Linked DNA regions of Homo sapiens: region 2 is linked to region 1. A link is an interaction called in ENCODE POLR2A ChIA-PET data of the cell type or tissue named here. Cell type or tissue: PC-9. All regions are shown on one strand. Links, peaks and the distances in the headings refer to the core of each region. The heading gives the core; the rest is flanking DNA.

Region 1 (8,038 bases), core at 1,894-6,893:
GGACTCAAAATGAAAATGATACTAAGACTGGAAACACAATTATGACAGCAGTAAAGCTCAAGATAACGTGAAAGGTCTGAAATGGAAGAAATGCTTTGGCTTGACTCCTGAAAGCTCGTTGAACAAAACCAGCATGTGTTTCACAGAAAGGGCTGAGACCCAGGCAGGGGCGTTTTTTCTCACTCAATGTATAAACTCAGTCTACAAAGCTATCCTGAGGAGTCTGCTACAGTTGAAGCACTGTTCAAAAGTGACATGCTATGCTTGTCACAACTCGATGTCTGCCCCTGGTCCACCACTGGGTGACGTCCGGCAAGTCTGCTCAGCAGGCATTCCAAATCCCCTGCCTGCTCCAGCCAGCCAGAAGCAGGAGGCTGGGATCAACCGCATTATCTCTCTGGGCTCTGGCCATGGATAATGAACTGAGGCCAGGTACCGTGGGGTGCTGTCAGGACTGGGAACCCATCAGTGCCACACCAATAGGCCCCAGGGCTGCACAGAGGGCACTGGGAAGCCACTCAGATGTGCCCACGCTGGGCTAGGGTGTGTGTCCATTGCAAATGTAAACACGGCCTGTTTTTTAAGCCTGCTTTGTGTTTAATAATTAATGAAACTGACCATTAATGGGGCAGACTGCTCTGTTCCTTCTCCACTCACCGATTCTTACCTGCTCTGTTCCTTCTCCACTCACCCATTCTTACCTGCTCTGTTCCCTGCACCCTTTCCCACTGTGCCCTCGGGAGTAACCATCCTCACTAACGAACAACCCTTTGGGTCCTCTTCCTAACCATACACACACCCTCTTTCTTCTGTCCTTAACCAAAGCCTGCCCTCTTCTCCCAGCCAGCACTCCACTTCCTTGAAGCCCTGTGGAGTAAAAGCTGACCCTGTGGTCAGAAGGGGGTCTGGTGTCCACCCATTTTCCAGGCCCCTCTACACCTCTGATGTGAACCCCAACACCTTATGCTGGGTCCCCTCTGCCTGCACTGGGAGCCTTCCTCCAGCAGTGTACTCATCACAGACGATGACAGCAACCCCTCGCCTCGAGGTCTCCCTCTCCCTCCCAAGACTGTGCCTCCCTTCCTGCTCTCCTGCTCAGCTTCGTCTCCACTCTATCACCTGTTCACTCCACCACAGCCTGGCTTTCAACACACTCTCCCTGCATCCTATTCCACTCAAATAGCTGTGGCCAAAGGTAACACATGATGCACTGATGGCAAGGCCATAAGAAACTTCTCAGTCCTTCATTTCTCGATTTTATATGCTTTTTCCATGCCCTCATTGGAAGGGTTCCAGCCCCTTTCTCATGAATGTACATCAAGGGCCATCTGCTGGGACATCCAATTCCTGCTTAATTCTGAGGTCCCCTGTGAATGGATTTGAAAATGATGGTAAGTACAGAGTAGTGGATGGGAACACAGTCTCAGATGTACTGCCCAGCTTTGATTCTTGGCTCCAAAGGCATGATTCTGCTATTATCAGCTATAGTAAGTTAGCCTGGGTAAGTTATCTGACCTCAGTGTGCCTTAGTTTACTTATCTGTGAGATGGGAATAATAATGGTATCTCCTTCTTAGGGCTATTGTGAGCACTGAATGAATGCTACATGCTAGCATATAATAAGTACCTACTAAGGGCAGGCTGCTATCATTACTATTATTATCATCTGAGTGTGAGATAGCTCAAAGGCAAATGTAAAAACCCAACCTGGAGCCCCATCTGTGTTGAGCCTGTTCTTGGCCACAGTGGTGCAGTGGCCTCAACCCAGGGCTTCGTCCTTCCTGTGTCCCGTCTCCATTTATACTTCAGGGCCTGGCATTTGTTTAGTGGAGACTAGACAGAGGCATGGAGCTAAAGGCACTGGATGGTTGGGGCAGGGAAGTGGCCTGCCCACCTGTCTCGTCACGGCCACAGTGGGATGCTCCAAGACCTTGCCACGGTTGCGTGTTAGCTCTGCTCCGAAGCCTCTCTTGACCCCATCAGACATAACGACTGTCCTGGCCTGCAGCCACAAGGGCCCCCACGCAGACCATGGCTGCCGCACCTGCAGACTGTCCTGCCTGCCTCCCTTTACCTCTGTCTGTCTCCCCTGACCCAGTCTCTGGACTGTGTCCTTCTCTGGGTGGGGACCAGGTCTCCTGTCTTCCAGGGCTGATTCGGGGCCTGGCACTGAAGGTTTTTTTGAGTAGATCGGTGCCAGATGGTCCCTGGGCTTCCGGGAAGGACTAGGTACCCAGGAGGCCTTGAGTCTATGAGGCCCACCTTCAGGAGGAGGTGAAGGGGTCTCTCCACACCCGGGTGGGGAACCAGATGTGGAGAAGGATCTCACGTGTGACTGCAGGAAGGTGGATGCTATCCTGAGAAACAGGATTCTGGGCTCAAGGTGGTAACCGTGCTGAGTGCCTGGCTGACTTGAGAGCAACTGCTATGGGGTTTCTCCTTCCTCAGACAGGGTGCTGTGCTTCTAAACTGGGTTCCAGTGAACCACGTGGCGAGAATACTTAACAGACGAAGAGGAGACACACTGCAAGTAAATGGGACTAAGGCTGGAGGGACAAGCATGGCCTCAGGAAATGCTGTGCCCCAAGACCTCGGGCTGAGTGGGACGGACGTGCTGCTGTTAGTGGAGGAGGTGGGGAGGGCTGGGCAGCAGATGACAACTCCCCATTGTGTGCTAGGGGCTCTGCACAGCATTTTTCTTTCTTTTGTTTTTTCAGACAGGGTCTCACTGTGTCACCCAGGCTGGAGTGCAGTGGTGTGATCATGGCTCACTGCAGCCTCAACCTCCTGGGATCAAATGATCCTCCCACCTTAGCCTCCTGAGTAGCTGGAATTACAGGCATGCACCACAACACCTGGCTAATTTTTTTTTTTTTTTTTTGTAGAGACAGGGTTTTGCAATGTTGCCCAGGCTAGTCTTGAACTCCTGGGCTCCGGTGATCTGCCACCTTGACCTTTCAAAGTGCTGGGATTACAGATGTGAGTCACCGCGCCCTGCCTGCACAGAATTGTTCATAAGGCTGACAGACAAGCAGTTCTAATGGAAGCTTTTAACTTGCCACGTGGAAATTCAGATGTTTGGGCTCAGATTCACGCTCATCTGAGGAATCAATTCTGTAGAGAAAAGCTCTATGAGCCGCACTGCTGGGTGTCACCCAGTGACCTCACTGTGAGAAAGCAGGCACCAGCTTGGACTTCTTACCAGGACCACGGGTCTCTTATGAGCTTGTCCTGACGTGGAGTGGAACCCTAGCCCTGGGAGACATGCTGAGGAGGTTCCTTACACACACGGAGAGTGGGCAAGGCCCAGGATCCTGAGAAATGCACAGGACACAGCGGTTCCTTAACCCTCTATGGCCTGAGGTTTTGTTAACAAAGTAAGATAGGTGTTTTTAATATTTAAAAGAGACAGAAAACTTTGCAGTGTTATTTATGCAATTGATTGTCTCTATAGCTATTCTCTAGTTTCTTGAAACAAGACTATAAGGTTTTTGACTTGGGGGACCTGAAAATCCTTGCCAGGGCCATAATGGGTTAAAATGGTATTCAGATCACCTCACAGCACAGCAACATCATCCCAATGCCTTGAAAATGATAAAGTCAAATCACAAAGCCAAGGCCTAAGCATCCAGTCTCTTAGGAACACCATAGGCCTCCTCATAGCCAGAGAGAGAGGAGGTGCTTGGAAACCTCCAGACCTTGTTTTGGTAGCTGGGAGCTTGGAGCTCAGCCTCCTGAATTCAGGCTGTTCAGAAAGCATTTGTGCTGGCTTTCCCAGAATCTCACTCCCTCATTCCCCACCTACCGAACCCTGGAGTCCTGTTGGCAAGACTGGAGTAGGCATTCCCACTTGGCGAGGAGGTAGCTGGGCTGGAGAGGGGGCTGTAGGAAGAGGGGTCTGCCGGGTAGGTGTGGCTCGTTCCAATCCCAAAGGGAGATGACTGAGTCTTGCTGGACTGAGATGGGATTTGCTACAATCAGGACAAAGCAAAGAGATGGAAAGCATCACCAGCAGACCCCTGCACCCCAACCGATGCCCCAGGCTGGTCGCAGGGGCAGTGCCTGCTCTGGGTTGACAGTGACTCCCCATGACCCTCTTGTCTGGCTAGGCACAGGCCTGGGATCAGCCCGGTGTGTGAGGGCCCAGGAACTGCAGGATCTTTGGGGCACGTCTGGTTGAAGTTACTCCCCAGGGCTACGAGGATCCGGGCCCTCTGGAGTCTGGTTACCAAGGCCTTGGCATTATGAACACCTAGAACTCCCTCAGCCCAATCAACACCCACCCTCACAGTGACTATGAGGGTCTGGGGATGTCACAAGGGTTGGTGGTTTCATGCCCTCCTGGCGCAGGGGCAGCCAGAGGTCCAGAGTAGTGAGGGGCTCATTCTTGATGAGGTGTCTCAACCTGCCCAACCTTTCCCTGCCAGCTGCCTCAGGGCATGGCTGTAAGGAGAAAAGGCTGCTGAAGTTGCAGGCTGGGCACCTGGCTCTCCGAGAGCCCTGAGGGTGGATGGTGCTCCTGAGTAGCCAGCTGCTGTTAGGGTGGTTGGTTCCAGCTAGGAGCCGACCCATCCTCAGAACCGCAATCCAAAGAAAACACTTCCCAGAGTGCTCTGCCTCTCTGGTCACCCAGGGGAGATGCCCTCACAGATGCCCATACCTGTCCCGGAAAGGGCGGACGACTCCCTGTCCATGCCACCTGACTCTGGTTTAGCTGCCGGGAGATTTGGGACATGTTCTGGCCCGTGGAAGAAGAGGACTGAATATCATTCACTCCAGGCACATGAACCACTGAAGAGCTAGAAAAGAGGAAAATGCATTTATCCCGAGGACACACCTGGTTTGCATGAGTCTACGTGCCCAGCCAACCACACAATCTGCCCTGGGCCATCTTCCTGGCTCTCTCTCCATGCAGCACGTCACTAGAGAAAATGACTCACACATCGTGAGCCTCAAAGCCCCTTGGCCGTCCTCCTCTCCCTTCAGGGCTTCCTCTACACTGCTGAGTAGTCCTGCCATGTCTAGTAGTCTGGTACTTCCTCTCCTCGTTCTCCCCAGGGTCTCCCACGCACTCTTCAGCCCCTATCCTATGCCTGTACATCCTCTGCTCTCAGCAGATGATTTGGTTCCCAGAAAGAGAGAAGCTTCTTAGAATAAAAATCAGTCCCACTGTTCACTCACTCTTTTGTGCTCTGGTTAATTTGTTCCTTTGGGGCACCTATGAGGCTTAAGGATTCAGGAAATAGGTTGCAGGCTGTCAGTTTTAAACGGAAAGAAAAGCTTCTCAATGAAAACCTGCTGGATGGGGCCTAGTCCTGCTACCCAGAGTTTACCCCTCCCACCTTCAGTTCACCTTCGACTTAACTCAGTTTGTCTTTATTAGGCCCCTGCTGTGTGCCGTGCTCTCTGCATGGCCTTTGCAGGCTAAATCTCTGACCCTGCTTAGCTCCTCGGCAGGCACTGTCTGTACCACCAGGCGCTTCTTCCAGGAGATTTTCCAGGCTATGTCGATTACATGAGAAGCTCATCAAAGACTAAAAGGCTGGGGGCAGACTTTTACTTTGTTTCAGGCCCCTCCTCCTGCCTCCCTGGGACTAGCTCAGCATGCAGGGCAGTGCGCTGGGTGCCCATGAATCAGTCAAGTAGGGCAGAATGGGGCTCATCACAGAAGGCTTTGGTAGATTTTCAGCTCCGTGTTAAAAAAAAGGCAAGCCAGAGATCAGCAGAGATTGGGTAAAATTTTACTATTGTATTCTAATAAGTTTCCTATGCTATCTGATCCCTTTTAAAATAGGGAGAAACCAAGAATGTCAGAGACATTCTTGAGCTGATCATTGTAAAACAAGTTCAGTGGCTTATATAAAGGGGACATCATTTCTGTCTTCATACAATCAATTCCTCATTTAACATAAGGGCTCCTTTCCCATTCTCCTTCCTGATGAAAGTATTGCTTCAGAGGACATTTTCTGGTCACTATTGTCTAGTAGGACCCTCTCCACAGCCCCCAGCCCTTGGTGTCCTCCCCAAAACACTGACTGATGAGGGCCGCTACAGCGTAGACGGTCCTAGGAAAGGCGCCTTGGCAGAAAGGGATGGGCTTCTTGGGGCAAAGCGCCAGCCCTTGTGCACAGCCCTCCCTGGGGGCCTCTGGGCTACAGCTGCCTGCCTTAGTGTGGACAGGCAGGGGCCAAAACTGGCGGGACCAGAGAGGGAGGACTGTGGGTGAGGATGCACTTCAGGTGCCAGCAACACCATTCTGCAAGCGGCCCAGGATTCCCTATGGCTGTATTGGGCCCCAGAGTCCTTCATCCCACAGCCTACCCCATCCCAAGCCAGCTCAGATCCTTCGGATATACAGGAAATTCTGCCCATTCCACAGGCTTTAGCCCTAACAGGCATCCTTTAATTAACTCAGTCATTTATTCATTCATTTTACAGACTAGTACTCAGCAAGTGCCTTTTCTATGCCAGGCTCTGCACAGGTGTTCGGACGTTCCTTGGATTCCTTCCCCACACTGCCAGCTGCCCCAAACCTGCTTTTCCTTCCCCATCACTCATCACTGCCCTGTGCACCCTACATTTTTGTTTCTATGACAACAGCGTTACCCAGGCTCTGCACCTCACGCTGGACTGTCTGCCCTGAGCCCTGTCTGCAGCTTCACTCTTCTCCCAAAGGTCATCAGTGATGGTGTCCTCCTCCTCAGCATGGTCCCCACGGCTGCTGCTGCAGACACAGCTCAGGGCAGACAGTCCAGTGTGAGGTGCAGAGCCTGTGTGAGGCCGTTGTCATAGAACAACGTGGTCATCCTCTGTTTCTCCCATTAGTGAGGCCTCCTCCAACAACACCTCCTCCAAGGCTTCACTCAGCACACCCCTCAGGCCCTTGCACCCCTGCCCTGGTCAGGAGGCAGAACCTGACTTTTGCTTTCAGGCCTAGCTGAAGAGTCAGCCAGACCTTCTCCGGTCATGCCACCTTGGGCTGTCCCCTTGCCTTTGAACTGTCCCCTCCTTACCTCCTGCTGCTGTGCTCTCCCTGATCCCCTTTGTCCAGAGTGGAGGACAAGCAGCAAGTGTCACAAGGACCCCATGAACATGAGCACCCAGGCAGGGCTGGCACAGGGCTTGGCATCAACGGAGATCGGTCAGTGCGTGCTGAGTAGCTGAGTAACTCAGCAGCCAAGAGAAGTCTGGAGGGCTTGACTATTGCTCAGCAGAGCAGCGTGACCTGCGGTGATGATGGTTAGGGACTGCTCACAGAGGGCTGCCATCTTGTCTGCTGTCCCCAGACCAGAGGCCCTGCCTGCAGCCAGGGCTCCCCAGAGCCTCAGAGCAGTGTGCAATTCAGCAAGACTCAGCTGCAGGCGTGGCCAGAGCCCCTGCAATGTCTGCTAATCTGTCTCCAGGAGGTCTGTCCTTGAACCAGTGTGGAAGCAAAATCCTCATTCCTTGTGGCTAGGGCAGTCCCGTGGCAGGGGCCTCTCTCTGGGTGGCCGGCCCCACCTGCCCTCCTGGCCTCTGCATCTGGAAGCTCTGCTTAGGGTCTGGCCAACCTCACTGGAGAAGCCCTGCCCTGCTGGGCATGAGGAACTTTAGGGTGTCTGGTGGGCACAGGTGAGTGCCCACATACCCTCCCCAAGAGCTGCCAGCCTCTTCTCTGACCGTTCTTCCCAGTTGATGCTTCTGTCTCCCCAGAAGTCAGTGGAGCCAGGCCTTGCCTCCAGTGATGATGTCAGGGCTTCCTCAGTGACCTACCAGATGCCCTTGATGCTAAGAACCAACCCTTGGGAAGGTTGGACACCCTGCCTGAAGCCTTGAGTGCCCTTTAGGATGAGGCTCAGACGTGGTGGGCTGAGCTGACCAGTCTTCCTTGGATTTGGCTGTAGCCTCTGGGCACCAGATGACAGGATACTTCCTGCTACCTTGTCAGCTGTTCCCAGCTCCAGCTCACTTGGGTCCTGGCTAGAGGGAACTCACTCCCTTCTCCCTGGCAATCACTGCCACAGAACACAGTGGCTGGTGCTGTTCACATCCAAGAAAGA
Region 2 (8,038 bases), core at 1,738-6,737, 260 kb before region 1:
CATAGGTGAGTCCGGAGATCAAGAGAGAGACATGGACTCTAGACATATTTTAAAGAGATTGGCCAGGCACAGTGGCTCATTCACCTATAATCCCAGCACTTTGGGAGGCCAAGGCAGCACTTGAGGTCAGGAGTTGGAGACCAGCCTGGCCAACATAGTGAAACCCCATCTCTACAAAAAAAATAGCCAGCTGTGGTGATGCACGCCTGTAATCCCAGCTACTTGGGTGGCTGAGGTGGGAGGATCACTTTAACCTGGGAAGCAGAGGTTGCAGTGAGCCAAGATAGCACCACTGCACTCCAGCCTGGGCAACAGAGCAAGGCTCTATCTCTCTCAAAAAAAAAAAAAAAAAAAAAAAAAAAAAAAAAAAAAAAAAAAAAAAAAAAATTTCTAAAGAGATCCCTGAAGCCAGGGTGTGTGTGTGTGTGTGTGTGTGTGTGCACGCGCACACGCTCATCAGAGAACACACTGACCATGAGGAGGTTGAGGCCTGAGTTCTGGGAGTGCAGAAAAGATTCATCTGGAGTGACCCTGCAAGGTCCATTTAGCCCCTCTTGGGCAGCTGCACCCCACATTGCAGGGCTGGCCCTACTTTCAGAAGCTGGGGAAACTGGTTTCTTGGGTGCAGCTTCCTGCACCCCTTCTTTCCGCCTGGGAACCCCTTCTCATCTATGGGCAGGCAGTGCCCCAGGACATCAAGAGATGGCTTCCTTCCTTTCTTGCTGATGCTCCTTGGAAGAATAACCCCAAGAGAGATCCTCCATAAATGGGACGATGTGAACTGAACTTCAGCCCTCTCCCTAGAAATGCCAGCCACTGCATGAGTTCAAGAAGAAAAGGCCCCACAGGCTTGGGACTTGGCCTGCTGAAGCTCTGTCCTTCCCCACAGCTTTTCCTGAGCCACAGGTCTATAAATGTATTACAAGGTGTTGAGTAGATTGTCTGAGGCCAACCCGAGGTGTCAGAGCATGGAACAGGAACAGTTGAGGGGCGGCTGTCCAGAACTAAATCTCTCATCAGTCCGTTTCCCAGAACTGTGGAGCGTGAGTGGCTTCCCTATAGGAAAAAGGCTGGTGGAGGCCAGGTGACGAGGCCAGATAGGAGGAGTCCATGCGGCTTGTGGAGGCCAGAATAAGAATACGCTACCTCAGCCCTTCCAGACCTCAGTCTCCTGCAGGGGTCTCTCTCAGATGTTTTTCCAGGCTTTCTGATAAATTACCCAATTTCTATTTCATCTGGGTCATCTCCTTCTTAAAGTTCTGAAGATCATTATTTCCATTCAACCTGCCACATTTTGCTACAGAACTGTGTCCCACTCTTGAGGATAAAGTCCTCTTTGTCCCTGCAGAAGGCATTTGAGGAGGAGATGCACATGCTGGAGAGCTGTGCATCGTGACTTCACCGTCTCTGGAAATCATGGAAGGAATCTCAGGAAGAGTCGAGCATCTCCACGGCTCACTGTTTCACCTTCTGCTCCTGGCTCCTCCTGGGTGGGCAGGGACACTGATTTCCATCTGCTACCTGGCCAGCAAGCATCCTGCCACCCACAGCGCCCTTCTGCACTTTGACATTCTGAAGAAACCCACGGTTTTGCCAGAATGAAAGAAGATGGTCCCAGCATCAGCCTTCTGAGCCCATGGAGTGAGGATCTATTTTCTCAGTAGCCTTGCTGGCCACCACCCTTGGTGACTAGGACCATCACACAGGCACAAATTGCAGCTGTTTGTCAAAGGCATCTTGCTAGAGCAGATGAAATACCTGAAATATTGGATTCTGGGGGTCCTACTCCCAGGTGGTATAGCAGTGAAGGGACTGGATCTTTACTTTCTTCACAACATGGTCCTGAGTCGCTGCTAGAGCTGTGGTGAGCCCAGACTGCACCCCAACCCGGAAGCTTTCTGTTGGCTCACATTTGGTTTATTGATGTAATGTATTGATGCTTCCCATAAAGCCCTAAGTTCACTCCTCACTTGTTTCCAAAAGCTACATAAGGGCTGGGTGCAGCAGCTCATGCCTGCAGTTTCAACACTTTGGGAGGCCAAGGTGAGCTGATCACTTAAGGTCAGGAGTTCAAAACCAGCCTGGCCAACATGGCGAAACCCCATCTCTACTAAAAATGCAAAAATTAGCCAGGCATGATGGTGCATGCCTGTAATCCTAACTGCTTGGGAGGCTAAGGTGGGAGGATGGCTTGAGCTGGGGAGGTCAAGGCTTTCCTATAGAGAAGCCAAGATTGTGCCACTGCACTCCAGCCTGCGTGGCACAGCGAGACCCTGTCCTGCCCACCCCACCTCCAAAATAATCAAAAGCTACATAAGAACCACCTGGAGAACTTCTAAAATACACAATTTCCTAAGTCCTTTCCTGGAGATCTTCATTCTGAACATTCTGGGATGGAACCCTGGACTTGATCTTTTAAAAACGTGCTCAGGGCTTCCAGTGCACAGCCAGGAAATGGAAACCACTGAGTAAAGCCCCCAAGTCTTGTCACCACAACAAGTGATTATTAGGCTCTAGTATCAACAGCTGAGTTGCTGAGCCAGGAATTAGGACTTCACATTTATGCTTAGAAAGCGTCCTTTTCATTTCAGCCACCTTTGATCTTTCAGATCTTGAGCTGATCACTCAAATCCTGCCCCACCTAGTGGCATCGGGACCACCGGCAGGCAGGCCTTTCTCCCTTCCACATGGGTCTGAGAAAAGAGATGACACTGTCTCTAAGCTGCTGTTACTCATCAAGTTCACTCCTCACTAGTTTCCTGGGCAGTATCAGTACCACCCCGGTGAGAAGATGAGCTTGCACACATCCTGTTTGAACATCAGTTCCCTTGACCCAGACGGCCAAGCACATGAATAGCTGCTCCAGAGGCCTCTGACCTACAACGATGATTAGTGCAGGCTAAGCACTACTGACAGGTGATCCACCCAGCAGGTGAAGCACAGGAAAGGTTTTCCTGGGGGAGGAAAAGCCTGTCTCGGGCTATCTGGAGACCTGCAAGACAAGCATTACTGACCCAGAGAGAGACGGGGGAAGAGCGCTCTGGTTGGTTGAGTGACTATAAGTGAATGAGTCAATGCATGTCCCACACGGGCCTATGTGGGTGAGTTTATGGGGATGGGGGAAACGTCCACCTCCATAATAGAAACCATCTGGGCCTGACACTGCCAAAGGGTTAGATAGAAAGTATTCCATGACTGTGCTTCCCAAGTGTCTCCCCTTCCCTCTGCCACCTGGCCTGGCCCAAAGCAAAATGGTCTGTATGGAGATTTACACTGAGGTGGGTGGGTAAAGGAAGCACCTGTTCCCTCAGCCTGGAAGTGATGTTGAGGGTGGGAGTGTATGTAGCAGAGGGCATGCGTGCCCAGAACAGGGACAGGCTGAAGTGTCTGAGGTGGGTGTGTCAGGAGGAGTCTCCTAGATCTAGAGGATGGAGGGAGGAGGGCAGGTGCTGGAATGTCTGCTGACTTCACTAGTTGCCTTGTGTGTCTTTTCGTGACACTCCAGGGTCTAAGCCATTTTCTCTGATCCCATCCAGCTCCGCCTAATGACTCGATCTAGCTCACTGACAGGATTTTCCACCTCAGTTATGGCCTGCCCACTCCATCCCAGGTCACAGCCAAAGTCACTGTGGGAAGGTTAAAGGCTGGAATGCCTGCTGTCCCAGATCCCACCACACCAAAATCAGTTCATAGAACTGTCTGTTTTCCCTGGATGAAGACCAAGGAGAAGGAGACCAGAGAAGAAGACCAGAAAACCAGAACAAAGAGGAAGGTGATGATCAGCATTTCCCATATTTTCTCAAATAGGCTCCACTGACAGGTTTTTTAGTGCCATGTTCATATACTACCTGTATCATCCACACTGTATGTAGCACCATATTTGCTCAATATATTTCTGGGTACTTTTTTTGAAATAGGGTCTCACTTTGTTGCCCAGGCTAGAATGCAGTGGTGTGATCACTGCTCACTGCAGCCTTGACCTCCCAGGCTCAAGAGATCCTCCCGCCTCAGCCTCCCAAGTAGCTAGAACCAAAGGCATGCACCACCACGCCTGGCTAAATTTTAAATTTTTTGTGAAGACAGGGTCTAGCTATGTTGCCCAGGATGATCTCAAACTCTTGGGCTCAAGCAATCCTCCTGCCTTGGCTCCCAAAGTGCCATCACACCCGGCCTCAATATATTTTTGAAATGTATTCCTCCTCAGACATTAGATTCATCCCCCAATAAATAATTGTCAAATTACTGGTTATGCAGAACAATTTAGCTTTATCTATATATGTATATGGATAATATTTATGGATATATATTATCCATATATATCCATAAAATCGTTTTACAAATCATTCATACTTAGGAACATCTGGATGAGCTGATTTGAAGGTCCTTCTAACACTTAAAGAATAAATGAGAAGTGGACATGGTGAGTGCTCGGTTCTGGGGCTCTGAGTCCTGCCCATGGGCACCCTGGGGCTGGGGCCATGCCCTGTTCTCCCAACCCAAGGCTGGGCCACCTGGCTTCTCTCCTGCTCCTGCTCCATGCCCCAATCTTCGCTGTGTTTCTACACAGCCTCAGGATGTTTTCAGCACCTCTGATATCTGGGCATGGCTGCCTCATTCCATGCTATCTTCTGTCACTTTGGGGATGGTAGGCCCTGAAATCGGATGGGGACACAGGAAGTAGGAAGCAGCCCAATTCTGCAACAGTGGAGCTGCTGGTCAGGTCCAACTGGCTGACAAGAGCCCCAGCTGAAATGAATAGACATTCCTCTCTGAGCTGCCACAGCTCTGTGAGTCATCTGGGGGGTGGTTTTCAGGAACACAGTCCTACCATGGAGGCAATGGCCACCCAAAAACCCCAGAGAAAGAGGAGCAGGGCAAAGCAGTCACCTGGCTAAATTTGGAAGAGGAGCCTGCAGCTGTTTCCACCCCCTCCTGCCCCCTCATCCTGGCATTAGTCTTTTTTTAAAAAATGGCCTTTGCTTGTCGCCTGAGCATTGCCAGCTATTTTCCCCAGGACACATTAAAGCAGGGCACAGGCTGGCTGGGGGGCGCAGGCAGAGAGGCCCCGAGGCAGCTGCAGCTCATCCCAGGCAGGGGGAGGGCGCGACAGGGGTGGGGGCACACAAGCAGGAGCTCCACGCCCACTGACCAGCTGCTCCGGACACTGGGTGTGAGTGCCAGGGAGGTTGGCCCGGGGCTGTGTGGACCCGCCTGAGCGATGGCTGGGTGGCAGCCTTAGTGCTCTGCCTTCCAGGGAAGTGGGGGTGCAAAGCTGGCTTCCCCAAAGCAGCCCCCATGGAGAGTGAAGGATCTGGGGCTGAGTTGAAGCAACACAAACGTGGGCTGCATTCTCAACTGGCTCTGTCACTAATTTGCCAGGAAGCCTCGGGCAATGACTGGCTGCTCCCTGCCTCAGTTTCTTCTTCTGTAAAACAAGGAGGGGTCTCATACTTTCCAAAGTGCCATGCCACCAGGATCCTAGCTATTCTCTGGAGTGAGGGGCAGACCTGTCTTTTGACACCTGGGTGGGCTGCTGGGGGCTGGGTGACAGAGCACCCAGAGGAAGAGCCCCTTCATGATCTCCTCAACACATGGTCTCCACCATGAGCTGATAGAGATGGAGGGATATGTCCAGCTCCATATAGAAACCGTCTGAGACTGACGCCACAAAAGGGTTAGAAGGAACTATTCTATGACTGTCCTTCTCAAGCATCTGCCCTTCCTTCTGCCACCTGGCCTGGCACAAAGCAAAATGGTTAGCATGGGGATATAGACTGATGTGGGTGGGTGAAGGAAGCACCTGTCCCTCACCCTGGAAGTGAGATTTCAGAGTGGGAGTGGGTGTAGCAGCCCCCCTGCCCCTCCAGCCAGAACTGTCATCCATATCCTCAGCTGTCTCTGAGCAGAGGCAGTGTGCGCAGTAGAACAGGAGCTGCGTGAAGGCAGGTCTTCTTGACTGATATATTCAAAGCATCTAAACGGTGCCAGCTTCATAGTAGGTCTTCAATAAATGTTAATTGAATAAATACATGAAATGGGCAAGAAGATGGGCTCTGGAGTCAGACTAGCTCTACTCACTTGAACCAGTGACCACTGGACTGGTGAGTTACCTAATATTTCTTACCCTTAAAATAGTCACCTGAAAAGTAAGGATCATGATGGTGCCTTCCCTCATAAGGCCATCGTGGAGATTAAATAAGATACAACACCTAAGACAGTCTGGCATGTAGTGAGTTCACTGTTATCATTTATGGGATGGTTCTACCTGGTTGTCCCACCAGCATTTTAAAGGTCACCTTGTATGGTCCAGCTCATCACCTCTCACTAGCAAGATGTTCTCTGCTGCTTCTGCTTTCAGTTGGTGACAATGTCATCCACTCAATCATCTAAACAGAAATGAGGAGTTCCTCTTGGCTCTTCCCATCCACTGACCCCTGGGACCTCCTGGAAGGTCCCTCTACAGGTCTCATGAATCCATCTCTTCCTCATTCCTGCTGCCACGACCCTTATTCTCTCTCAAACCTCAAGCCTCTCTCTAAGATCTCCCAGATGTCTTCTGCACTCCAGGCCCCTCCACATCCTGGATTTCTCTCTCTCTCTTTTTTTTTGAGATGGAGTCTCGCTCTTGTTGCCCAGGCTGGAGTGCAATGGCACAATCACGGCTCACTGCAACCTCTGCCTCCCAGGTTCAAGCGATTCTCCTGCCTCAGCCTCCCCAGTAGCTGGAATTACAGATGCCTGCCACCACGCCCAGCTAATTTTTGTATTTTTAGTAGAGATGGGGTTTCACCATGTTGGCCAGGCTGGTCTCAAACTCCTGATTTCTGGTGATCCACCCGCCTCAGCCTCCCAAAGTTCTGGGAGTACAGGTGTGAGTCACCGCACCCAACCCCGGATTTCTCTTTATCCTCAACCTTGCTGCAATCATCTGTCTGCCTCCCTCCCTTGAGAACAAAGAACGAGTCTTTGTGCTTAGTAAACATTTGTTGACTAATGAATTAGCAAACACAGAAGACCAGAGTAAAGGTCCTGGTGGGGGAGAAAGGCCAAGTAGGAGGAGAAGAAAAATGAAAGGCAGTGAGAAGTGAGAAGCTACTTTGTGCGTAATTCATTACCTTTTAATCCACCACTCTGTTTAAAAGAGAATAGGTAAAAGATGAAAAGGAAATACATATATAATACACGTACAAATGGTACCCAACGTGTTTCTATTCCAAGAGTGTGTTTCTAAGTTGACTGTTGAGAACCTGGCATCACATCTTCTGATAGACATGCAACTCAAGAATATATTGAGAGCTCATCCATAGTTGTCACTGTCTCAAATCAGTGACAACTATGGATGAGCTCTTAATATATCCCAGGCACTGTGCTAGGCATTTTCCATGCATCTTTGTATGTAATCCCCGCCAGGAATTAGTATCACCATTTACAGATGAGGAACAGAGTTGCAGGAAATTTGTGCAGCTGTCTCAAGGTCTTTTGGCCAGTTAGGGAAGGCGTTGAATCTAGGTCTGTGTGATCCCAAATCTCATGCTTTCCCCATATGCAATGTTGCTATTAATTCCCAGCAATACGGCCAACTGCTCTGATTGGTCGGCCCTGGCCTCCCAGCCTTGTCATTGGCCAACACCCCCTGGAGGGAGGGCTCCGGCAGCTACCAAGGACCTGTAAGAGGGAAAGCCATGGACAGAGAAGAGAAGGAAGGAAAAAGAAAGAGCCTCCTGATAAACATACCAGGTGGACTGAACCAGCAGGAGATCAGGTTAAGGGCAAGTGGAAGTGCCTGAGAGAGAAACAAGGTCCAAATTCTAGAAGTCATATCCCTTGCCCGCTTCCCCCATGTCTGTACCAACAGAGTGGACGGGAACCAAGAAGTGGAGCAGTGCCTGCCCTTTAGGAGGAGCAGGGAAAGGATGATCCCATGCCCTTCTTGCCTGTGGACTCCAGGGTCTCTCCTAGAGCATTTTCTCCACCCCCAACCCATCACTGTCATGGGGGCCCTTTGTTTAGGTGGCCCTGGGTGTCTGAAGGCAGAGAG

Evidence for each region. ChIA-PET counts read pairs that join two places held together with the same protein. Peaks named below come from ENCODE experiments on the same cell type or tissue, not always from the same donor. Only the 100,000 strongest peaks of a DNase experiment are listed, where the experiment ranks them.
Region 2: POLR2A ChIA-PET joins it to region 1 with 5 read pairs; 1 of 35 experiments calls an interaction of 5 or more read pairs at or near these places.

Annotation. Positions count from the first base shown.
Region 1 is chr15:80,577,171-80,585,208 of GRCh38, reverse strand. It overlaps ARNT2 (aryl hydrocarbon receptor nuclear translocator 2), which reads right to left. Exons shown (of 19, transcript NM_014862.4): 16 at 4,660-4,798; 17 at 3,805-3,970. ARNT2-AS1 (ARNT2 antisense RNA 1) reads left to right here and starts at 652. Exons shown (of 2, transcript XR_007064732.1): 1 at 652-1,391; 2 at 2,448-5,179. MIR5572 (microRNA 5572) reads right to left here and starts at 4,106; the gene lies at 3,970-4,106. In PC-9, for the core only: no CTCF peak of the experiment used is centred there; DNase peaks (open chromatin) are centred at 2,998, 4,928 and 5,818; H3K27ac peaks cover 3,077 bases.
Region 2 is chr15:80,841,303-80,849,340 of GRCh38, reverse strand. All of the region lies in intron 1 of CEMIP (cell migration inducing hyaluronidase 1), which reads right to left. MIR549A (microRNA 549a) reads left to right here and starts at 7,268; the gene lies at 7,268-7,363. In PC-9, for the core only: no CTCF peak of the experiment used is centred there; a DNase peak (open chromatin) is centred at 4,760; H3K27ac peaks cover 3,545 bases.